2 separate regions of the Homo sapiens genome follow, and region 2 is linked to region 1. Evidence: chromatin loops called from intact Hi-C (ENCODE). Cell type or tissue: A673. All regions are shown on one strand. Each heading gives the region's core, and the rest is flanking DNA. Links, peaks and the distances in the headings are about the cores only. Region 1 overlaps IQSEC2 (IQ motif and Sec7 domain ArfGEF 2). Region 2 has its middle 17 kb from the start of PAGE2B.

Region 1 (12,695 bases), core at 418-5,417:
GGCGTCTCTTCTTTCCCGGTACCGCGGCCAGCGAGGGACTAGAGCAGTCATCGCCGCCTCCCCCGCCTCCACTTCTTCAACCCCTAGCTGCATCCTTGCCAGAAGATAGGTTTTCATTTATTTATTTATTTTGGGTATGCTGGTTGGAATTTTTATGGTCGGCGAGGGTGTCTACTCAGAGCCCCAGGGGAGAGAAAGCCCCCCACCCCCGCCTTTTTTTTTTTTTCCTTTTTCTTTTTGCCTGATCTTTTCTCCTCTGGCCGCCTCAGCTCCATCCCTTACCAAAGAGGCAGGTGGGGACCAGAATGGCTGCTGGAGGCTGAGACATCCCTCTGAAGGGAACTGCAGCACATTCTGGCCGGGGGGAGCAAAGATGGGGGAGCAAAGATGGAGGCCAAGCCCTTGGCTAGTTCCTCAAAGTCCACCCCCTCTCCACCCTTCAAGAAAAACAACACCCATTTAAAGAGCCCTACCGGGAAGGGAAGTCTAGATTGCCCCTCTGCTGGATCGGTTCCAGTTCCTGCACTGGGGTCTGTGTGTCTATTTGGGACACCTTGGCACTATCTCTTGGGTTGGTGGGACATGGGCTGGGTCCACTTTTTCTGTGTAGATACCATGGTGAGCTGATTGGGTTACATGTATCAGGCTGAGAGAGTCAAGGGCGTGCAGACTCCCAAGGCTGCCCTAAAGGCTCCCTTATTTCTTTTCTGCCGTATTCGAAGGAACACTGAGCTGGGAGTTGGGAGACCTGAGTTCCCCTTCCAGCTCTGCTGCAGATTGGCTTTGTGACCTTGACTGAGTCTCTTTCTCTCTTAGGCCATCAGTTCCCCCGTATCTTTTTAAATGGCAAGGTCTGCCTTGGATGATCTTGAAGTACCCCTCCAGCTCAGATTTGATGGTTCTATGTTTAATCCAGCCACACTACAGAGCAAGTCTGAAGTCCTGTAGCGAATGGACAGGCTTCCCCCTCCTCTCACTGCTCAGCTGGTCCTACCATGTGCCACAACCAGTGGAGTGTCTCTTGGAGGCTGGGCTGGGGGTGGGGAAACCTTCTGCCTCAGGAAATCTGCCGGGAGACAGCTCTCTGCAACTCCCCCGTGGTGAGGCAGCAGGCTGGGGTGCTGGGTTGAGATGGCTGGGCCCCAGGAGCAGCAGCTGTAGCTTGAGGGCTCGGCTGGGCTCCACTGCAGCACACCCTAAGCTGAATTTTAGTGTGGACTGCCCCTGAGGAGTCTGGGGGCAAAGGAAATGGGCTTTCCTGCCCAGGCAGGGCTGCTGCGAGCTCAGTCCGGGAGGACCGACTGTGTGCCTTGGGGCGCCACACTGGAAGAGGGACAGAGGTAGACCAAGGTCCATTCAGGGAGGGTCATGGTGGGCCGGGGGCAGAGGAAGACTGCATGGGGTATGGTCGAGCCTGGCTGCAGAAGACTTTTCTAGAGGGGTCAGGCCTGTGACAGAGGGAGCGGACTCATTATGTGTGGCTTCAGTGAGCAGAACCCGAAACAGTGGGAACATTTGAGATAGATTAGGAAGAACTTTCCAACCTGGCATTCTGGTGGTGCAGTGGACTGCCTCGAGAGGTGGAGGTGGGAGCTGGATGGACCTGGAGCTCTCAGCGGAGCTCGGGTGGGAGTCTGGGAGAACTGGAGGAAGCATGATTCCTGAATCAGGTAGAAAGCCCAGTGAAATGACCTGGGTCGTCCCCAGTTATGGGATTCCATGACTCTGGCTCTCCACCCTGCAGACATTGGTCTGAATCTCTTGGCTGACTGGTTGCCTGTTTGCTCCTGAGCTCCATGTTTCTGCTATCCGTGCAGGCCTACCTCTTGGTCCTTCCCTCTTTTTGTGAACCCCCCCAGGTTGCTTGTTGCGTTTCCTTGCTTTGCATTTCCTACTGGATTAATAAAGGGGTTTAGGTAGTACTTTAAGTTTCTCTCCTGACCATATATTAACTATTTGCACACCCATTATTACCTCTTTTTGACTTCACAACAAGCCTTCTGCAGTGAGTGTTGGCAACTGCATTTTAGAGATGGGGAAACTGAGGCTCCAAGATGAAGGGACCTCACTCAAGGTTACCCTACTAGTTGCTAATGGAGCTGGGACTAGAACCCAAGTCTTCCTGTCTCCAAGGCCTGGTATTTTTTTCTCTAGAGCTCTCCAACCCACAGGAGTCTCTTAGCCTCAGGACCTGGCCTGGCACTGAGCTAGGAGAGGCCAGGAGAGCCTTAGGTCTCTAGAGGATTTGAGCAGGAGGAGATGAGTCTGGGATGAGTGGGGAGTTGACAGCGGCAGGGAAGAAGGCTCTGTCTCCCTCCTTTCCACTCTCCCTCCTGGCCTGGCATCAGGAGGGCCTGTTGATGCAGTAGCCATTGCTGTCACTGCTGCTGCTGCAAGCGACTCCCCTGCTAGGTCTGTTCTGGGTTTGTAAGGAGTGGGTGAGAAGCCGCTGGAAGCGAGGGCAGGCAGGGTGGGAGTTTAGCAGCAGAGGCTGCAGCATTGGGGGAGGCTAGGTAGAGCGGGTACAGGCTGGGCTCTCTTGGTCCCCAGGCTCCCCCTGGTGGAGGAAGAGGGGAGAGTGGTGCCTGGGCCGAGCTGCAGCTTGTTGGGGGGGCCCCGCTGTGCCTAGGGACTTTCTTTAGTCCTCCCAATGATCCCGTGCTTCTGTCACCACGATCCACATTTTACAGCAGAAGAAACTGGGGGATCAGAGAAGTGAAGCCCACCAGAGCTTACATTACTCATAAGACAGACTCCCAATCCTGTGAACTTTCCCTCTACTGCATTGGACATCAGCTGTCATGTCCACCCCCATCCATGTCATCCACCCAGGATTCCCATATCCTCCTGCACCGTCCCCTCTGGACAGGTTCCAGGATGCCAGTATCCCTTCTGCTGTGCTCAGGGTGTGGCCTTTCTAGTGCAGATAGAGTGAGATGCGTCCCTGTCTCCTTTTGGTCCTGGGTCCTCTGTACGCGAAGGTTTTGTTTGCTTGCTTTTTAGTCGTTGGTCCTGACTAATGCTCAGGTCTTTTTACCTGGAATTGTCCACATACCCCCCCAAGCCTGGTTGATTAGAGAATAGCTCTGCTTTTGTTGTTGATCTTGGCTTGGCCCCCTTGCAGTCCTGCCACCTAGAGTGATATATAGGAGTGCTAGGGGCCCCTGCTGAGTTGCTCCACGCTGAAGAGCTGCGTTTCCCACGCTCTTTGCATGGGCCCAGCTCCGGCTCTGCTGTAGGCGGTGGTGGGCTGAAGCTGGTATGGTGGCAACTCTCCTTCCTTTACCCCCACCCCCATCCACCCTGCAAGCTGGCTTACACTTGGAGATAGCAACTAGAGGGGCTGGCCTGGTGGTGTTTTTTTTCTTTTTCTTTTTTTTTTTTTTTTGGTTTTGGTTTGTTTTTGGGACAGGGGTCTTGCTCTGCTGCTCAGGCTGGAGTGCAGTGTTGCGAACATAGCTTACTCAAGTGAGTTCAGGAGTTTGAGGCTGCAGTGAGCAATAATTGCAAAAAAGGAACACCAGGCTGGCCCTTCTAGTTGCTATCCGCCCAATTCTTTTAAGCAGAGACGGGGTCTCTCTGTGTTGCCCAGACTGGTCTCAAACTCCTGGGCTCAAGCGGTCCTCCCTCCTTGGCGTCCCAAAGTGCTGAGCCACCACGCCCGGCCCAACGTGGTATTCTTGACAGCTAGGGCAGTGTATGGTCTACCACATGCTGTCGTCTGCTTGCAGTGGGATGTCAGCATGCTCCCCGCAGGGGCTAAGGCCACTGAGAGACAGCACGTGAGACAGTGAGCCCAGGGAGAGGCTCAGGGAAGTCTCTCCTTTGGGGTCTTGGGTACTTTTCCCAGGGGGTGTCTCTCCTTCCCAGGAGGGAAAACCATTTATCTTCCCTCCCACTGTGTTGTGAGCATTATCTTCGTGTGGGAGGAAATGGTAATGTTGAATTTAATGAGAATGAGAGTCTTGCTTCTCTATCTAGATCTGGGGCAAGAATGGGGTTGTTATCATCTACAAACATTTCTTGGCTGTGTGCACAGCGCAGGAGGGGCCACGAGGCTGAGCAAACACTGCACTCTTAGCGCTTGCAGAACCCCTGCTCCCCTCCATCCAGGGAGACAGGGTTGCAGGCCTAGCCATGCCATAGAGGCAACACTCAGGACAAAATGAGTGGCAAGAATGGTGAGGAGTGGAAGTTCTCAGAGGAAGGAGGGATCAGGCCAGGCCAGGCTGCTGTTTGAGTACCTGGGCGGTGGGTGAGGGATGAGGGGTATGGAAGGAATGTGAGTGGTCCCTTCATGGAGGTGGCAGCTGGGAGGAAGACGTCAGACCAGACTTGCTGCCTGCCCTTTCCTCATCTGTCCCACCCCTGCCTACCAAGGTCTCTGAATTTGCTGGGCGCAGAGTAAAGGCCTGGAGCATGGGGAAGAGGCCACACGTGTACCGAGTGAGTCTCAGCCTTCTGCCAGGCCCCACGCTATGTGACTTTATGTAATAATAGCTAACATTTTTTCACTGCTCTTACTGTGTGCTAAGCACTATTTGTTCTAAGCGCTTTCCATGTATTAATTCATTCAATCTCCACATGAATCCTCTCGTGTAGATATTGTTATTAACTCCATTTTACAGATGAGGAAACTGAGGCCCAGAAAGGTTGGATAGCATACCCAGGATCACTCAATGAATAAGTGGCAGAACTGTGAAGGAGCTGGAGGAGCCCAGGGAGTTGGGCTTCAGGGTCCGCAGTGTTCTAACCCACCCTGGAGCACTACTTCTTACCTCATTTGCACAGAGCCCCTGTCAGATGGGTGTGTTCGTTTGTTTGTTTGTTTTATGAGTTTCACTCTTGTTGCCCAGACTGAAGTGCAATGGCACACTCTTGACTCACTGCAACCTCCACCTCCTGGGCTCAAGCAATTCTCATGCCTCAGCTTCCCGAGTAGCTGGGATTACAAACACGTGCCACCACCCCCGACTAATTTTTGTATTTTTAGTAGAGACGGGGTTTCACCATGTTGGTCAGGCTGGTCTCGAACTCCTGACCTCAGGTGATCCGCCCACCTCTGCCTCCCAAAGTGCTGGGATTACAGGCATGAGCCACTGCGCCCAGCCTATTATCTTCATTTTTTCAGACAAGGAAACAAGGATCAGAGAGGTACAGTGACCTGCCCGAGGTTATTCAGGCAGATGGAGCCCAGAACTGTCTGGCTTCCAAACCTATGGTACACCGCTGCCTCCCGCAGGTGGGCTTTAAAGACATCAGAGCTACTCCAGGTATGTGGCTCTAGCTTCCTCCAACAGAGCTCCCAGGACCCCTGCTCTAGGCAGGCTCCCTCTCACCATCACCCCCTGAATTTTGGCCATGGTCTCCTAGTAGATTGCCCCTCCTGCTCTCTCTCCATCAAGCCTCTGATGAGGTGCAGCCAGACCATGTTCTGCAGTCCAGCTCCAGTAGTTTCACTCTCTCTTTGGCCTGAGAACTCCTCCGCCTGCCCTGCATGGTCTTCTTAGGATCTGTCCCCAGTTTGCCTTTTTCCTCTCGTCTTTGTACAGACTATGCTCCAGCCAGGCTGACCCGTGTGCCCCCCTGGTTAGCCCACTCAGGCCTTCTGCTAGCCTCTAGGTCTTTGCTCATGTTGTTCCCTTCTCTTGGGCTGCTGTACCCAGTTCCCAGGCTGGACTCAGCTGTTACCTCTCCTATGTCTGTTTGCTGGTGTCTCTGATGTTTGGTCTATCCTTGACCCTCTCAATGAGCACATTGCCCCTTTTTATTCCTTCATGGTTGTTTACATCTCATGTCCCCTCTGTTAGACTGAGACCCCCTTCAGATTTACATTTAACTGACATATACTGAGTGCATTTTGTGTGTCAGGTTCTGTGTTAGGTGCTGTGGGCATGAGTGAAGGAGCTAAAAGCTTGGAAACACATAGCACAGCACATAGTAGCTGCTTAATAAATACTGAGTAGATAAATGAATGTCTGATTGAGTCCTGCTGAACTAATAGCCAAAGGTACCTAATTTTTTCTTCCTTCCAGGACTCCTGTAGTAAGAAATGACAACTTCAGAATTCTCTTGGGGTAGGCACAGTAGCTCCCAGCACTTTGGGAGGTCAAGGCGGGAGGATCACTTGTGCCAGGGAGGTTGAGGTTACAGTGAACTATGATTGTGCCACTGCACTCCAGCCTGGGCAACAAATTGAGATCCCATCCCTAAGGAAAAATAAATTCTTTTGGCTTTTCTGTGGCTTTTTTCTCATGCTCCCTGGAGCCATTTTGGCCTTTGCTGTCTCTTCTCACGCTCACCAGCCTTCCGATTCATAGAATGTCAAGGTAGCAGACTTGGACGAGACTTTGGAGACATTTAGACCAATCTGCTGATCATTATCTCTCCCTGCCATGTCAGGCTGTGGTCCTGACCCTCGATGCCAAGTCTTCTGTTCTGAAAGGAGCAAAGAGGCCTGCACAGGACCTGTGTGCAGTTCACTCAGCCCAGTGGGAAGTTGCTTATTTATCCATCAAACCTTTCTTGAGCTCAGACCCTGAGCTGGACATGGTATCTCAGGGTTGACATAAGACTTGGCCCCTCTGCCTCACTCACTGCAGTGTTCCCTGGCAGGATCATAAACATTGGTCATGGGGAAGAATGCTTAGTAAGTGACTTACTTCCTCTTTTGGGGAAGCTCGTTTAGGGCAACATAATTTGCCAGTTACTATAACTTCCTCATGGTATTTGGTTTCTCTCCAAGCCTGCCTGTTGGAAGCATTTACACGGGGAAGCCCATTCCCCAGTGCTTAGTAGCTGAAGCTCTCTGGGACCTTAGCATTCAGAGAAAGTGTGGTGCCATGGAAGGACTTTGTGTAACTCTAGGCAAATCACTTCACTTTCAGAGCCTCAGTTTTCTCAAGTAGTAAATAGGAATAAAACTGTATTTTCTGATGCATGAGATTCATGTTGCCAGCCCCCTACCTCCCTCAAAAAAATTGTATCAGAAAATTTCCTGGCTGCCTGGCATACCGTACATCAAGGTCCTGATCAGGCTGGAAAGCTGAGAATGGAAAATAATACATGAGACTGCCCTGCCCCCTAGAGGCGGAATGTGGCAAACACACAACAATGCAAAGACCGATGCATCGCATCCCTTTCAAAACAAAGATGACAAGCCAGAGCTACACGGCTGATCAGGATTATTCCTCCAACATTTTAGATGTAAATGTATCACTATCATCACCTAATAGGTACCATTTCACTAATGTTTCACTAGTGCATTTCGTTGGAGCGATGTGATTTTTATACCTTTTTAAAGGAGTGATAGGACTGCATATCCAGGCCCTGTGATTTCCTGCTGGATTCCAGGATACAGCATACTGCATTCACCTGAATAAAACCAATATTTTCCTTCATATAACCACTTTAGAATTATTGTCATTATATCTGTGATGAAAAGTACCTAACTTGGCTCTTCCCCCACATTTTCTTATAAATCTGAGAGGCATCTCTCACAACTGTATATCTGATATGCCAGCCAATTCATAAACAACCCATCTCATTGTGATGGTTGTGAAAATTAAATAAGATGACGTAGGTGAAGCGCTGAGCACACAGTATGTGTTTACTCAGCGATAGCCATTATTATTAATAATAACTCTGTAAAGCTCTGTGCTGTGGGAGGACAGGAGGAGAAACCATGTGGCAGCTCACCACATTTCAGAGAGAGAGGTCAGTCCAGTGAACATTGCATGCCAGGATGTGCCATGCCTTGTGCCATCACAGGCAGAGAATTCTATGATTAGTATATAGTTCCTGGCTTCAAGGTGCTCATAATTGGGTGGAGAAGGTGGTGGTGGAAATAGACGATTGCAGTGTGCTATCCAGTGTGTCATGCCAGAGGGGAGCACAGGGGGCCACAGGTGCTCAAAGGAGAGACATCACCCTGGACTGTCAGGGAAGGCTTACTGGAGGAGGTGATACCTGAGCTGAGGCTTGGAGGATGAGTTTGAGTTAGCTAGGTGAAGAAGGACAGCATGTGGGTTGGTGGGAATTGGGGGCAAAAGGGAGGTTAAGGCAGAGGGGCCAGCATGAGCAAACACACAGAGGTATGGGCCCAGCAGGATATGTGTATGGGGAGGTTTTTTGTTTGTTTGTTTTGTTTTTTTATGAGTTCAGTACAAACTAGAGCACAAACAGAGAGACTCGCAGGGGAGTCTGGAGGGTTGGCCGGCTCACATCTTGAGGACACTTCACTAGCAGCGTCAGGAGCTTTCTGCTGTTTTGTTTTTGTGTTGTTTTTGTTTTTATTTTTTTGAGACGGAGTTTTGCTCTTTCGCCCAGGCTGGAGTGAAGTGGCGTGATCTCAGCTCACTGCAGCCTCTTCCCCGCCCCAGGTTCAAGCAATTCTCCTGCCTCAGCCTCCCGAGTAGCTGGGATTACAGGCGTGTGCCACTATGCCTGGCTAATTTTTGTATTTTTAGTAGAGACAGGGTTTTGCCATATTGGCCAGGCTGGTCTCAAACTCCTGACCTCAGGTGAGCCACCTGCCCTGGCCTCCCAAAGTACTAGGATTACAGGCATGAGCCACCATGCCTGGCCAAGTAGCATTTTAAACTGGGGGAGAGGTGCTTATTGTGGTGTGGGAGAACATGTCAAGAGCCACGTTTTGGAGAGATCCCCCTAGAGGGCAGTTTGGAAGATAGATTGGAGGGTATCCAGGGAGGAGGCTGGTACAGCAGTCTAGATGAGAGATGATCAGGCCTGTGCTTGGGCAGTGGGAGTAGAGATAACCTATGTGGGGAGAAAGATGATGATGGAGGGGAGCGCAGCCTGCTCTGGAAGCTCAGAGGAGTGGCAGCGTTCATGACCAGTAGGGTTTTAATAATACCAGCATAGAAATCAAGAAATCACAAGTTGGAAGGACTCTGACAAATCATCCAACTGAAGCTATTCATTTTACAGATGAAAAGACTGAGGCCCAGAGAGAGAAAGGACTTGTATAAGGCCAGTCAGGGTGTGAGCAGAAAAGAGAACGCTGATTAGAAGAGTCACCCTAGTATGAATGCCAGCATTCAGAGCATCTTTTCTTTTCTTTTCTTTTTTTTTTTTTTGAGATGGAGTCTCTCGTTCTGTCACCCAGGCTGGAGTGCAATGGCGCGATCTCGGCTCACTGCAACCTCCGCCTCCTGGGTTCAAGGGATTCTCCTGCCTCAGCCTCCCGAGTAGCTGGGATTACAGGCATGCACCACCACACCCAGCTAATTTTGTATTTTTAGTAGAGACAGGGTTTCTCCATGTTGGTCAGGCTAGTCTCGAACTCCCGACCTCAGGTGATCCGCCCACCTCGGCCTCCCAAAATGTTGGGATTACAGGTGTGAGCCACTGCGCCCAGTGCATCTTTTCTTAAATGTGCTGTTCTCTTTCTCCCCCTAGCTCAGGCCCAGCCTTCTTTCTGCTGTTTTTTGTCTTACGTGGCTTCATTTACTGTAACTGAGGCAGCTCAGAGGCAGTTTCTGGCCTGACAGCCAGGTCTCTCATCCCTGTTTTTCTGTTTTCATGGAAGAGGGTGGACCTGTGTCTGTCTTTAGTATATCCCCATTACCTTGGGCTGGGCAGCTCTACCCCGGGTGTCTTTGTTTTGAGGCTCGATGATATGATACATAAAGAACGAGCTTTGGAGACAGACAGACCTGGATTTGAATCTATGTTCCACCCCAACCCGCAGGATGGCCTCAGCTAGGTCATTTTACCTTTTCTGAATTTTAGTTTTTCTGTAAAATGGGATAACAATGCCTATTATGCCTATTTCTCAAGTTTTTTGTTTGTTTGTTTGCTTGCTTGCTTGTTTTGAGACAGGGTCTCTTTCTATCAGCCAGGCTGGAGAACAGTGGTGCGATCACAGCTCACTGCAGCCTCGACATCCTGGGTTCAAGTGATCCTCCTACCTCAGCCTCCCAAGTTGCTTGGACCACAGACATGCACTACCATGACCGGCTAATTTTTTTTGTAGAGACAGAGTCTCCCTCTGTTGCCTGGGCTGGTCTTGAACTCTTAGGCTCAAGCAATCCTCCCACTTCGGCCCCCTAAAGTGCAGGGATTATAAGCGTGAGCCACCATGCCTGGCATATTTCTCAAGGTTAGCCAAGGTAATTTCGATGGCATTCCCTGATACTGTAGGTGCTCCGTAAATAGATAATTTCGATGGCATTCCCTGATACTGTAGGTGCTCCGTAAATAGTCATTTTTCTTCTCTTTCATGAAATCTCCCATGGACAATGACTTAACGAATCAAAGCTTTGCTTCCCCTGAAAACTGGTATATTTCTTCCTTCCTAATGTGAGGCTGTCATAGCTCATTGTATCTTCCTTTTTGCCTCAGCCACCAGTTAATTTGAAGCATAGCTCTAGCATCTTTGTTGATTTCTTTTTTGGACTTATTTTCGAGTTCAATTTCTATTCTGTGTTCTTGGAGTAAGCACCCTCAAATCCTTTGTGACTCAAGCAGGTATAAATAACTAATGGGTGTAAATAGTTGAATGAAAGTAAGGCTGAAGAGGCTGGACTGGCGATGGTGGGATTTGAAGAGGACCAGAGGTGGAGCAGGCTGGGGCAGCCAAGACAGTATCTGTGTGGATGGCTGTGAGGAACCAAGGGGTTAGTTAGGAGGGGCCAACCCGTCACCCGCCTCTCTTACCTCCTGTTCTCAAAAGAAGCATAGATATTGGAGAACAGGACCTCATGTCACCCAGAATCATCAGCCTGCCCATTTCATATTTACAGTGTGGAAGCCAGAGTTCTAAAGAAAGAGAAGGGCTTGTTTTGACAAACTAAATCAAAGCAATGCACATGCACAATTTTCAAAAGGCAAAGTAGTACATAAGGACTCATGTAGTAAAAAACTGACGTCTTCCTATCCCCTGCTTCTCAGCCCCAGATGCAACCACTTTTCCCATTTAGTTCTTCTGGCGGTAACTTCATATCTCTAAATAACGTGCTTGAATGGGTATTTCCTATTTATCAACTTTAAACATTATCTTGACTTTTTCCTACCATGACAAAATAATTTAGCTTATTTACAACAGCTGACTCTTTCTCAACACTCCTTCCCACTTTTTTTTTTTTTTTTTTTTGAGACAGGGTCTTGCTCAGTGGTCCAGGCTGGAGTACAATGGTGTGATCACAGCTCACTATGACCTCAAACTCCTGAACTCAGGCAATCTTCCTGCCTCAGTCTCCTGAGTAGTTAGGACCACAGGTGCATGCCACTACACCTGGCAAAGTTTTATTTATTTTTTTTTTTTAGAGACGGGGTCTCGCTATGTTGCCCAGTTAGGTCTCGAGCTCCTAGGCTCAAGTGATCCTCATCCTTCGGTCTTCCAGAGTGCTGGGATTGCAGGGGTGAGCCACTGCGCCCGGCCCCTCCCAGATTTTGAGAGTTTTATTATTGTGTGGGCTCCTCTATTAGTTACCTTTGTAACTTTATTAAGTACTATTTTAAACTGACTTCTTATTTCATCAGTTTTCCACAGCATCTCTTGACCACGTACTTTGTAAGACATAGTTATTAGTGCCATCCTTCCCTCCATCTCTCCTTCCCCTCTTCCACCTCCCAGTCTCTATGTTCTGTACTTGTGTATCTAGCAATGTAGATTACATTTGCATTCTATTCTGTAAAAATAATTATGTTTTCAATGCTTTATCTAGAGAGATTGATTATAAAAATTACCTGGCAGTACACTGTTTATGTGATTATGACTATGTCACTATTAGTCATCGCAGGGCCAAATAGTGTACTGTAATTATACCTCATTACTCACAGTTACACAACCTTTGTACTCCCAGGATTGTTTTAAAACTTCATACCGAAATATAATATGAATACAGAAAAGTGCTCATATCAGAAGTGATATGACCATATCACAAGTGATATAGTCACTTTTTACAAACCAAACACCTAGGTAACCAGCATTCAGAACAAGGTCTGTTTTTTATTCACCCTGAATAGTACTCAAGCAGCCCTTTCAGTTTGAAGGACTAAGTCTCTTCTTTTTTTTTTTTTTTTTTTTTTTTGAGATGGAGTCTCGCTCTGTCGCCTAGGCTGGAGTGCGGTGGCGTGATCTTGGCTCACTGCAACCTCTGCCTCCCGGGTTCAAGCGATTCTCCCATCTCAGCCTCTCTAGTAGCTGGGACTACAGGTGCCCACCACTATGCCCGGCTAATGTTTGTATTTTCAGTAGAGATGGAGTTTTGAACTCCTGACCTCAGGTGATCCACTCACCTCAGCCTCCCAAAGTGCTGGGATTATAGGCATGAGCCGCCGTGCCCGGCCTTTTTTTTTTTTTTTTTTTAGACAGGGCCTCACTCTGTTGCATAGGGTGGAGTGCAGTGGCTCAACCTCCACCTGCTGGATTCAAGTGATTCTCCTGCCTCAGCCTCCCGAATAGCTGGGATTACAGGTGTGCACTGCCACGCCTGGCTAATTTGTATTTTTAGTAGAGATGGGGTTTCACCATGTTGGCCAGGTTAGTCTCGAACCCCTGACCTCAAGTGACCTGCCCACCTTGGCCTCCCAAAGTGCTGGGATTACAGGCGTGAGCCACCATACCTGGCCCTCTCCTTATGTTATTTCTTTGATCATTCCCTTCCCTTAATTTGCTCTGTTTTCTTGTTTGGGAATGTCTCTTAGTTGGGTGTTGAACTTCCTGTAGG
Region 2 (12,695 bases), core at 3,567-8,566, 1.7 Mb before region 1:
AATATCACTGATGAATATTGATATAAAAATCCTCAACAAAATATTAGCAAACCAAATTCAACAACACATTAAAAAAAAGTCATTCATCATGACCAAGTGGGATTTAACCCAGGGATGCAAGGATGGTTCAACATATACAAATCAATTAATGTGATAAATCATATCAACAGAATGAAGGCCGAAAACCATATGATCATTTCAATTGATGCTGAAAAAGCATTTGGTAAAATTCAACATCCCTTCATGATAAAAACCCTCAAAAAACTGGATATAGAAGGAACATATCACAAGATAATAAAACTATATACAACAGGTCCATAGCTAGTATCATATTGAATGGGGAAAAACTGAAATCCTTTCCTCTAAGAACTGGAACAAGGATTCTCATTTTCACCACTGTTATTCAACATAGTACTGGAAGTCCTACCTAGAGCAATCAGACAAGAGAGAAATAAAGGACCTCTAAAAGGGGAAGGAAGGAGTCGAATCATCCTTGTTTGCAGAGATGTGATTTTATGTTTGGAAAAACCTAAAGGCTCCACGAGAAAACTAATAAACTGATAAACAAATTCAGGAAAATTTCAGGATACAAAATCAACATACAAAAATCAGTAGCATTTCTATATGCTAACAGCGAACAATCAGAAAAAGAAATTTTAAAAAGTAATCCCATTTACAATATACACAAAATACAATACTAGGAATTTGCTTAACCAAAGAAGTAAAAGATCTCTACAATAAAAACTATAAAACATTGATGCAAGAAATTAAATGTTAATGGATTGGGAAAATCAATATTTTTAAATGTCCATACTACCCAAAACAATCTACAGATTTGATGCAATCCCTATCAAAATACCAATGATATTCTTCATATAAATAGAAAAAAACTCTAAAATTTATATGGAACCACAAAAGACACAGAATAGCCAAAGCTATACTGAGCAAAAAGAACAAACATGGAAGAATCATATTACCTGACTTTAAATTACACTACAGAGCTATAGTAACCAAAACAACACAGTACTGGCATAAAAACAGACACACAGACCAATGGAACAGTATAGAAAACCCAGAGATAAATTCACACATCTACAGCAAACTCACTTTTGACTAAGTTCTCAAGAACATACACTAGTGAAAGGACAGTCTCTTTAATACATAGTGCTGTGAAAACTGGATATCCACATGCAAAAGAATGAAACTACACCCCTATCTCTCACCATATACAAAAATCAAATCAAAATGTATTAAAGACTTAAATTATAAGACCTCAGACTATGAAACCACCAAAGGAAAACATTGGGGAACCTCTCTAGGACACTGGACTGCACAAAGATTTCGTGAGCAATATCCCACAAGCACAGGCAACCAAAGCAAAAATGGACAAATTGAATTACATCAAGTTTAAAAGCTTCTGCACAGCAAAGGAAACAATCAACAAAGTGAAGCGGCAACCCACATAATGGGACAAACATTTGCAACTTACCCATCTGACAAGGAATTAATAATCAGAATACATAAGGAGCTCAAAGAACTCTATAGGAAATAAATCTAATCGTCTCATTTAAAAATGGGCAAAAGACCTGAATGGACATTTCTCAAAAGAAGACATACAAATAGCAAACAGGTATATGAAAAGATGCTCAATATAATTGATCATCAGAGAAATGCATATTAAAGCTACAATGAGATATCTTCTCAACCCAGTTAAAATGGCTTTTACCTGAAAGTCAGGCAATGATAAATGCTAGTGAGGATGTGGAGAAAAGGGAACTCCCCTGCACTGTTGGTGGCTATGTAAATTAGTACAACCATTATGGAGAACAGTTTGGAGGTTCCTCAAGAAAACTAAAAATAGAGCTACCATACGATCCAACAATCCTATTCCCAGGTATATACCCAAAAGAAAGAAAATCAGGATAACGAAGAGATATGTGCATTCCCATGTTTACAGCAGCACTATTCTCAATATCCAAGATTTGGAAGCAACCTAAGTGTCCATCAACATATGAATGGATAAGGAAAACGTGGTACTTATACACAATGGAGTACTATTCAGCCATAAAACGAATGAGATCCAGTCATTTGCAGCAACATGGATGGAACTGGAGGTCATTATGTTAAGTGAAATAAGCCAGTTACAGAAAGACAAACTTCACATGGTCTCACTTATTTGTGACAGCTAAAAATTAAAATAATTGAACTCATGGAGATAGAGTAGAAGGGTGGTAACCAGAGGCTAAGAAGTGTAGTGGTGAAGTGGCAGGGAACTGGGGATGGTTAATGGGCGCAAAAATATAGTTAGAAAGAATGAATAAGACCTAATATTTGCTAGCACAACAGGGTGACTACAGTCAATAATAATTTAATCATACATTTTAAAATAACTAAAAGAGTATAATTAGATTGTTTGTAACACAAAGGATAAATGCTTGAAGTGATGGATACCCCATTTACCCTGATGTGATTATTACACTTTGCATGCCTGTAACGAAATATCTCATGTAACCCACAAATACATATACCTACTATATACTCACAAAATTAAAAATAAAAAATATTTAAAAAGAACAATGGACACTAGGGTCTGTTTGAGAGTAGAGAGCAGGAGGAGGGTGAGGATTGAAAAACTACCTATCAGGTACTATGCTGATTACCTGGGTGACAAAATTATCTGTACGCCAACCCCTACGACGCATAACTTACCCATGTAACAAACCTACAAATGTACCCCTTGAACCTGAAATAGAAGTTGCAAAGAATAAGAAAAGAGAAACAGGTGTTACAAATCACTATTTTAAAAGAAATCATATGAAAATAAAGTAGCTCATTCCTTTATTCTTCTTTCTCTTATACATTATATTGTGATTTTATAGAATATTTGGAGCCCACTGGACTTTCACTAGCAGCTACCCTCTGTACACCCTTACCATCCCACAGTTCCTCTCTTTCAAATAAGAAGACCATGTGATTTACTAAATAATTTTAAAGTAATAATATAATATTTTGAGATGTTAATTTACATTTCTTTTTCTGTCTGAGTTTCCTTGTGTTCATTGCCTCCCTACTCCCAACAGTTGAACAGTAGTGATATATTTCTACATGTCTTAGCCTAGTCAGGAATAAATAGACACACTTTTCAATTTGGTTATTGAAAACTTACTGAAAATATAATTTACTAAAACAAAAAAAATACACACAAAAAAAACCAGAGATCAACTCAAAATGGATTAATGACTTAAATATAAGACCTAAAACTGTAAAAGTACTGAAAGAAAACATAGAGGAAAGCTTATTAGCATCTGTCCTGGCAAAGATTTTTGGGATATTACCCCAAAAGCATAGGCAACAAAAGCAAAAATAGACAAATGGATTGCATCAAAGTAAAAAGCTTTTGCATGGAAAAAGAAACAATCGAGTGAAGATGCAACCTGCACAATGAGAGAAAATATTTGCAAACTACATATCTGATAACGGGTTAATATCCAAAATATATAAGGAAATCAGACAACTCAATAGCAAGAAAATAAATAACCTGATTTAAAAATGGGCAAAGGACCTGAATAGATATTTTTCCAAAGGAGACATCCAAATTGCTGACAGTTACATAAAAATGTGCTCAATATCACTAATCATCAGAGAAACACAAATTAAAGCCACAATGATATATCACCTCACACCCATTAGAATATCTACCATCATTAAAAAACAAAAGATAACAAGTGTTGGGGGGATATTGAGCACTATTAGTGGGAATGTAAACCAGTTCAGCTATTATGAAAAACGGTAAGGAGATTCCTCAAAAAATTAAAAATAGAGTTATTGTATGATTCAGCCATTTCACTTTTAGCTATATACCCAAAGGAAGTAAAGTCACTATGTCAAAGACATACCTGCACTTCCATGTTCATTGCAGTATTATTCACAATAGCCAAGATATGGAATCAGCCTAAGTGTCCATCAATGAATCAATAGATAGGGAAAATGTGGAGTATACACACACAGAGACGGGCACACACAATGGAATACTATTCAGCTTTAAGAAGGAAGAAAATCCTTTCATTTGCAACAATCCACATAAACCTGGAGGACATTATGCTAAGCGAAGTAAACCAGACACAGAAAGGCAAATGCTGCATGATCTCATTTATATGTGGACTCTAAAAAAATCTAATTGATAGAAACTGAGAGTAGAATGGTGGTTACCAGGGGTTGGCAGGAGGTTGTAGGAAATGGGGAAATGTTGGTCAAAGGGTTCAAAGTTTCAGTTAGGAAGGAGAAATAAGTTATAGAGCTCTATTGTACAGTATGGTGACTGATTATAGCAAATTATAATGTATCATATACTTGAAATTGCTAAAGAAGTAGATTTTAAATGTTCTTACTGCAATAGATATTATATGAGGCAATGGATACATTAGTTAGCTTGATTTAATCATTCCACATTGTACACATATGTCAAAACATCAAGTTACACCTCATATATATATAATTTGTATTTTTCAATTAAAAATTAATTAGCTAATTAATTAATTGAAGTGCTACTTGAGAAGCTCTAACTTCTATTACTCCAGAATATGACTGTAATTGGATATCAAGCCTATAAAGATGTGATTAAGTAAAAACGAAACCTTTAGGTGGCCCTAATCCAATCTAACTGATGCTTTTATAAGAAGAGGAAATTTGTATGCACAGAGAAACAGCAGGGGTGCATAGGTACAGAAGAAAGACTATGTAAGGACACAGTGAGAAGGTGACTATCTGAAAGCCAAAGAGAGAGAGACCTCAGAAGAAACTAAGCCTATATATACCTCGATCTTGGACTTCCAGCCTCCAGAACTGTGAGAAAATGAATGTCTGTTGTTTAAGTCACCCATTCTGTGGTATTTTGTTATTGCAGCACTAGCAAACTAATATACCATGCTAATGTCCCACGCTAATTTCATCAGATTTAGCTTCTCAATCCTGAAGGCATTCAATATTTCTCCTTTTTTTTTGTGAAGAGAGGACTGAATGGAGAAATGAGTGCTCAATTAGTGGGTGGAGGGCAGTTAATTTATATATATATAATGGTCCTTTTTGAGGAAGAATTGAGATATGTCAGGGTCTCCCTGGTGTTTCAGGAAATGTTTGTGCATAGCATCAATAAAATTTTCGAAGACTAACACTCCAGACTGTTCTCCGGTTTTACTACATAAGGGAGGCAGAAAAACACAGTCTTCAGAAACAGGAAGACCTGGGTTTGGGCTCTTCTCATCTCCAAGTACCTCAACTGTAAATTCAAGATAGTAATAGTATCTACATCAAAGTGTTTGTAGGAAGGGTTAAACGAAGTATTGCATGGAAAGCAAGCCTAGCCTGTGAGAATTAATTTCCTTATCAGAAGTTTCTCTAAACTACAAAGGGCTATGGCAACTAAAAGTGACAGAAAGATCTCAGTACCAATAACATTTCTGTTCACCCTGCTATCCACAAGGAATTAGCCTCATACAATTTAAAAAATGGCAGGTGAAAGGTTCAATGACTGCACCAAAACCCAACTTATTGCTTGTATGTAATACTCAGATAAAATAATGCAAATTATATCACACCTAGTAGTGCTCAATAAATATTGGTGCTTGTCAATTCTTATCACTCTACCTTTATGCCCCATCTACAAACACACACACACACACACCACTACTCAAATACAAGTTTTTTGTTTTTTAGGGAAAGTTTTCCAGTTGTAGAAGAGAGTACAGACAGATATGAACACCCCCCGACACTTTTTACTCCCTAATTAAACTTTAAATGCAGGTTCACATTAACTTCTAAGGTCTCAGTGGAGATCAATTATTACAACCGAGTTGACATCAGCATAAATATTCTGAAATCATATGGGAGTATACAAGCAGAGGATGATTTTTATTAAAATGCAACAATAGAGACTGCATCAGAAAGCAGTTGCCACAGAGCAGAATGTATTTTCCCATCAGAAAAATATTATGGCCAGTGGTAGGCTATCTGCTTCATTTCTCTATAATCAAAAAGATTAACAGAAATATTCAACTGCATATCTTAAAAAATACAGATACAAGTCTAAAACCCGTCATACAGCAGTGAAATGGAATAACTGGCTACAACTGTCAAGAGAGTGCAATCCACATGTGTTACACTAGGGGCAGCAGCGTATAAGGAATGGTGATGTATTCTAATTGCATTTTCGTAGAACTCTTTGATACTGGACCCAAAACAAATACATATTAATTAGACATTGAAAGACCAGTACTTTGGTTAGATTTGCTGGGATTTTTAGGTGGAATTCTAGGGAAAGATTTTGATGGTTGAGGTTTATCTCTCTGTTGCTTTTAAAGCTAGGTGAATTGATGCTTCCTTTTTCCCTTAGTTTCTTTCCCTGTAACTGACAGAGCCACGTACAGAGGCAATATCATTAGGACTCCATCATACTCAGACATAAGGCATGTTGGGAGACTGACAGCATGGGGCCAGCAGTGAGAATGGAAGGCGGCAGGGGCAGGATTCAAGGCCATTCCATAGACTGATTCTCAACTAAACATTTAGGAAAAGCTATTCATCTTTGTGGATTTATATATCTATGTACAATAATTATAAGGATGAATAAATCTTTGCTTATTTGGTTAATACCCATCCTCCATACAGTCTTGCATTTTGAGTAGCAATTTTGCTTTTATCTCACAAGCTCGTGAATCAAGCATACTCAGCTTCAGTTTCCCTGGTAACCGACCTCTGCTTCCTGTCTAGACTTCTGGTCATGAGAGGAGAGAAAAGGAAAAACACAAAACGGGGGAGGAAGGGCCAGAAAATGTTATACCTTATCCCCTCTCCCCTTTCCCACCACAGTCTATTTCTCTACCACTACAGCCATCCCCCACCAGAAATGAACAAAGTCTGTTGGTGAAGTTGAGTAAAATTAATCCCACCTGTGTATGCTCCTACCCCCTTGTCTTCCTTCCTCTCTGCATCAATTTGGTACTAACTAGTCAATTCAGCCATATGCGAGTAAATATAAGGTTATCTTGACAAGAGATCCAGAGACTGAGAATCTTCGGCAGAACAGGTATCTTTCTTTGTACCTCATCCTGCCTCTCTCTGTTTCTAGAATACAGTGGTTTTATTATTAATCATAGGCAAAAGGCTCCATCTTTTCTTCCTCTCCTGCCTCTACCCTATTGAAATAAATGAGGACAGGGAAGAAATTCACTACTACAAGGAAGAAATCTGGCACTACTTCTAGAATCCATAGTGGCAGGTATTCCAAAACTCAGGCTCTCGGGCACTGCAGCTGCTGCCTCCACATTGCACTCTGAAGGGAGGCTTTCTTGCTGGAACCCTTCCCCATCTTCTTCAGTCCAGTATTGTGTTCTTACTTTAAATCACCCCCAGGCCATCACTCCAATCCCCAACCTCCACCAGGAACCCTCCCACAATTGCCCACTCTGTGACCCTTATCCCATCTTAAGGGGCTTTCTAGAAATCTAACTCTAAGATAAGCCCTATATTTGTCCCTCAGATGGGCTCTCTGCAACTATCTGGCTTGCCTCAAGATTCTCCATTGCTGTAGTCTAATCCTTGGTTGCTACGAAGTTCAAGGAAATACTTGGGTCCTCTTTTCTTTGGCCTAAAAGACTCCTACCTCTTCTACTGACCTGGACTTCAGGGTTTCCATGTTCTCTCCCATTCCTCTCTTATCCTTTCTCTCCCACCACTCTCCCAACCTCAGGACCACAGGGCCTTGGGGGAAATGTAGAAGAAGGATATTGCTACTATTATCTTCTCTGTGGGAAACAGAGTAATTGAAAGGAGGGGACTCGTGGGTAAATTTTGAGGAAAGAGCTTGAAGAGCTAAGGATATGCCCCCCAACTTCTTCTCCACTCCCAAATGATCGAGGTGTCTCTACTCATACTCATCCACACCTGCTCTCTCTTTCAGAGGCCCAGCTGTCCATATTACTACACTGGTACTGAAACCCTGCAGTGCACTCCACATCAGCTAACATCACTCATATCCACAGATTAAAAACAACGAACTTCTCCTAAATTATCTTGAGGTAAAGCTGAAGTTTTTTTTTTTTTTTGGCTTCCATGACTGCATTTCTAGTTTCCAAAGACCTTTTCCCATATAAGAAATACAAAGACAGTTAGAAAGTCAAACAAATAGAAAGGATTTAATGAAGGATTGTGGGAAATAGAAAACAACCCAGGAATAAAGTTTACTGGATGCCAGGCAATTCAGCAACAATAGTCTTCAGAAACTGAGGTAGAAGACACTGCCAGGGCAAGCAATGAGGAAGAAGGTGATAGAGTAGAAGAAGACGGAAAAAGCAAAAGAAAGAATGAAAAAGCAGTCTAAAAGAAAAAATAAAGTCATACACTTCAAAGAAGCCCTCTAAACATTTCCAGAAATCTCCTGGAGATGAAGATGACAAAGAATGCAAAGAAGAGATAAAAGCAGATCTGAAGATGGAAATGCCTGCAATGACACAAGAAACACAGCTTCAAACTTGCAGAAAACCAGTGAAGGGACCTACCTACCATAATCAATGCTGCATATTAAAAGAAATCATAAGAAAATTAAATGTTTGGTTGTCTTATGTTTATATATATATACTTTTTTTTTTTTTTTCTGAGACGGAGTCTTACTCTGTCGCCCAGGCTGGAGTGTAGTGGCATGATCTCGGCTCACTGCAACCTTCACCTCCCCTGTTCAAAAGATTCTCCTGCCTCAGCCTCCGAGTAGCTGGGACTACAGGTATGCAGCACCATGCCTGGCTAATTTTTGTATTTTTAGTAGGTATGAGGTTTTGTCATGTTGACCAGGCTGGTCTCGAACTCCTGACCTCAGGCAATCCACCCACCTTGGCCTCTCAAAGTGCTGGGATTACAGGCGTGAGCCACCGCGCCTGGCCGATGTTCTTAGATTTTATATGAACCAACACATAGTCCTTGCTATTATCGACAGAACCCCAGTTTTTATGTACATTATTCATATTCCTCTCTGTTGTGGTTGAAAAAAATACGTTATCCTTTTTAAAGGTTATTGATTTAATTTCATGTCATTTGGTTGCATGAAGTTGCCCTTAACCATAAAGGATTATCAAGATTTTTGCACAGATTTGTGCATATCGAAGATCCTTTTATCAAGGCAGTTATATCTACCATTCTCTGGCCCCCACCATCACCAAATACTTAGTTAAAAATAAGTTTTTCTTTTAAATGACCACTCAACACAATGCTTAAGAATGGGGTTTTCTGTCTATGACAGAACTTAGGAAGTAATTCTTAAATATATAATGCGGCATACTGAAGATGAAATTATAATTCGATTTCAGTTTTGAGGCCATGTGTAAAGTTTATGTTGTAAAATATCTATTCAGTATTAGAAATAGTTAGCTGAAAGCTTTACTTCCCAAACTCATGTTGTTATGTACAACACAGACTCAGTTTCTATATGTGAAGTGAGTCTTTCTGTGTTATTCCAAAATAAAAGCAATGATTTATTTTTTCCCAATGCCAACACAATTTGAGCTAATCACTCAAAGTGGATACTTTACATTTTAATGCTGGAATTAGCAGCAGTCCTCTGGAAAACCAGACAAAACACTGACATGTAAATAGACTTTTAAAATGAACTGCTGTTTTCTTTGGAAAGTAGAATTAGAATAGTTAACATTGATCCATAAGTCACTATTATGTATGCATTATTGTCGCTACTGTGATAATAGATAATTTTTGTTGTTGTTGTTGGTTTGTCTTGTTTTTTTTTGTTTTTTTTAAGATGGAGTCTCACTCTGTCGCCCAGGCTGGAGTGCAGTGGCATGATTTCGGCTCACTGCAACCTCCGCCTCCCAGGTTCAAGCAACTGCCTCAGCCTCCCAAGTAGCTGGGACTACGGGTGCGTGCCACCACACCCAGCTAATTTTTGTATTTTTAGTAGAGACAGGGTTTCACTGTGTTAGCCAGGATGGTATTGATCTCTTGACCTTGTGATCCACCTGCCTTGGCCTCCCAAAGTGCTGGGATTACAGGCATGAGCCACCGCACCTGGCTGAAAATAGATAAATTTATTTATTTTTATGCCAGCTTATATTGTGAGAACCCATTTAGTCAATTTGGGTTTTATTAATCTCATTCTGCTTATTCTTGGAACATCTTTCAAGTAAGTATATGAGGTTTGTAGTATAAAATTTTACTGTGAAAAAATAAGAAATAGATGTATTGTTTTTGCAGAATCAATGCATTGGAATGTAGAAAAAATATGTCAGGATAGGGGACAGGGTAATAATTTAAAATGGACATGGGAAGAATTCCTGGGATGGTGACCATGTTGTTATTTCCTCTGTATGCTGATTATACAAGTATACTGAAATTGTGAAAATATATATTGAACTGTACATGTATGACTTATGCACCTCTCTGTATATGTGCTACATTTCAATAGAGTTTTTTAAAATTTTATTTTAAGTTCCAGGATACATGTGCAGGATGTGCAAGTTTGTCACATAGGTAAATGGGTGCCATGGTGGTTTGCTGCACCTATTAACCCATCACCTGGGTATTAAGCCCTGCATGCATTAGCTATTTATTCTGATGCTCTCCCTCCCCTCGCCCCCTTGACAGGCCCCAGTGTGTGTTGTTCCCCTCCCTGTGTCCATGTGTTCTCATTGTTCAGTGCCCACTTATGAGTGAGAACATGCGGTGCTTGGTTTTTTGTTCCTGTGTTAGTTTGCTGAGGATGATGGCTTCCAGCTTCACTTGTGTTCCTGCAAAGGACATGATCTCATTCCTTTTTATGGCTGCATAGAATTCCATGGTGTATATGTATGATATTTTCTTTATCCAGTCTATCACTGATGGGCATTTGGGTTGATTCCATGTCTTTGCTATTTAACAGAGATTTTAAAGAACATAAACATATGTAAAATGCAAACAACAACCTCAAAAATATTTGCCACATTGTAGAAGTACAAAAGATAAAAATTAGGAAGTTTTAAAATAACTACTAATAATCAATAAGCAAAAAACATCTCAGAAGAAAACTGTGGTGGAGCCAAGATGGCCGAATAGGAACAGCTCCAGTCTACAGCTCCCAGCATGAGCGACGCAGAAGACGGGTGATTTCTGCATTTCCAACTGAGGTACTGGGTTCATCTCACTGGGGAGTGTCGGACAGTGGGTGCAGTGCACCGTGTGTGAGCCGAAGCAGGGCGAGGCATCGCCTCACCCGGGAAGCACAAGGGGTCAGGGAATTCCCATTCCTAGTCAAAGAAAGGGGTGACAGATGGCACCTGGAAAATCGGGTCACTCCCACCCTAATACTGCACTTTTCCAACGGGCTTAACAAATGGCACACCAGGAGATTATATCCCGCACCTGAGTTGGAGGGTCCTATGCCCAAGGAGCCTCGCTCATTGCTAGCAAAGCAATCTGAGATCAAACTGCAAGGTGGCAGCCAGGCTGGGGGAGGGGTGCCTGCCATTGCCCAGGCTTCAGTAGGTAAACAAAACAGCCCAGAAGCTCGAACTGGGTGGGGCCCACCACAGCTCAAGAAGGCCTGCCTGCCTCTGTAGGCTCCACCTCTGGGGGCAGGGAACAGACAAACAAAAGACAGCAATAACCTCGGCAGACTTAAATGTCTCTGTCAGACAGCTTTGAAGAGAGTAGTGGTTCTCCCAGCACACAGCTTAAGATCTGAGAATGGGCAGACTGCCTCCTCAAGTGGGTCCCTCACCCATGAGTAGCCTAACTGGGAGGCACCCCCCAGTAGGGGCAGACTGACACCTCACACGGCCGGGTACTCCTCTGACACAAAACTTTCAGAGGAACGATCAGGCAGCAGCATTTGTGGTTCACCAATATCCGCTGTTCTGCAGCCACCACTGCTGATACCCATGCAAACAGGGTCTGGAGTGGACCTCCAGTAAACTCCAAAAGACCTGCAGCTGAGGGTCCTGACTGTTAGAAGGAAAACTAACAAACAGAAAGGACATCCACACCAAAAACCCATCTGTACGTCACCATCATCAAAGACCAAAGGTAGATAAAACCACAAAGATGTGGAAAAAACAGAGCAGAAAAACCGGAAACTCTAAAAATCAGAGCACCTCTCCTCCTCCAAAGGAACGCAGCTCATCACCAGCAATGGAACAAAGCTGGATGGAGAATGACTTTGATGAGTTGAGAGAAGAAGGCTTCAGAAGACCAAACTACTCCGAGCTAAAGGAGGAAGTTCGAACAAATGACAAAGAAGATAAAAACTTTGAAAAAAAATTAGACGACTGGATAACTAGAATAACCAATGCAGAGAAGTCCTTAAAAGACCTGATGGAGCTGAAAACCACAGCATGAGAACTACGTGACGAATGCACAAGCCTCAGTAACTGATGCAATCACCTGGAAGAAAGGGTATCAGTGATGGAAGATAAAATGAATGAAATGAAGCGTGAATAGAAGTTTAGAGAAAAAAGAATAAAAAGAAATGAACAAAGCCTCCAAGAAATATGGGACTATGTGAAAAGACCAAATCTATGTCTAACTGGTGTACCTGAAAGTGACAGGGAGAGTGGAACCAACTTGGAAAACACTCTGCAGGATATTATCCAGGAGAACTTCCCCAATCTAGCAAGGCAGGCCAACATTCAAATTCAGGAAATACAGAGAATGCCACAAAGATA

The links. Hi-C counts contacts between places; a loop is a spot of excess contacts. Peaks named below come from ENCODE experiments on the same cell type or tissue, not always from the same donor. Only the 100,000 strongest peaks of a DNase experiment are listed, where the experiment ranks them.
Region 2: a loop joins it to region 1, with 5 times the contacts of the local background. A loop is called at or near these places in 13 of 110 quality-filtered maps.

Annotation. Positions count from the first base shown.
Region 1 is chrX:53,307,525-53,320,219 of GRCh38, reverse strand. All of the region lies in intron 1 of IQSEC2 (IQ motif and Sec7 domain ArfGEF 2), which reads left to right. Among named protein-coding and RNA genes, the nearest start is that of IQSEC2, 7.5 kb to the left of the region's middle. RefSeq lists silencers at 2,475-2,574, 2,585-2,634. In A673, for the core only: CTCF peaks have their summits at 2,353, 2,557 (motif pointing left) and 5,244; DNase peaks (open chromatin) are centred at 2,549 and 3,779; H3K4me3 peaks cover 31 bases; H3K27me3 peaks cover 1,694 bases.
Region 2 is chrX:55,051,310-55,064,004 of GRCh38, reverse strand. It overlaps a transcript of PAGE2B not described here and the pseudogene HDGFL3P1. Among named protein-coding and RNA genes, the nearest start is that of PAGE2B, 17 kb to the left of the region's middle. In A673, for the core only: CTCF peaks have their summits at 5,974 and 6,180; no DNase peak of the experiment used is centred there.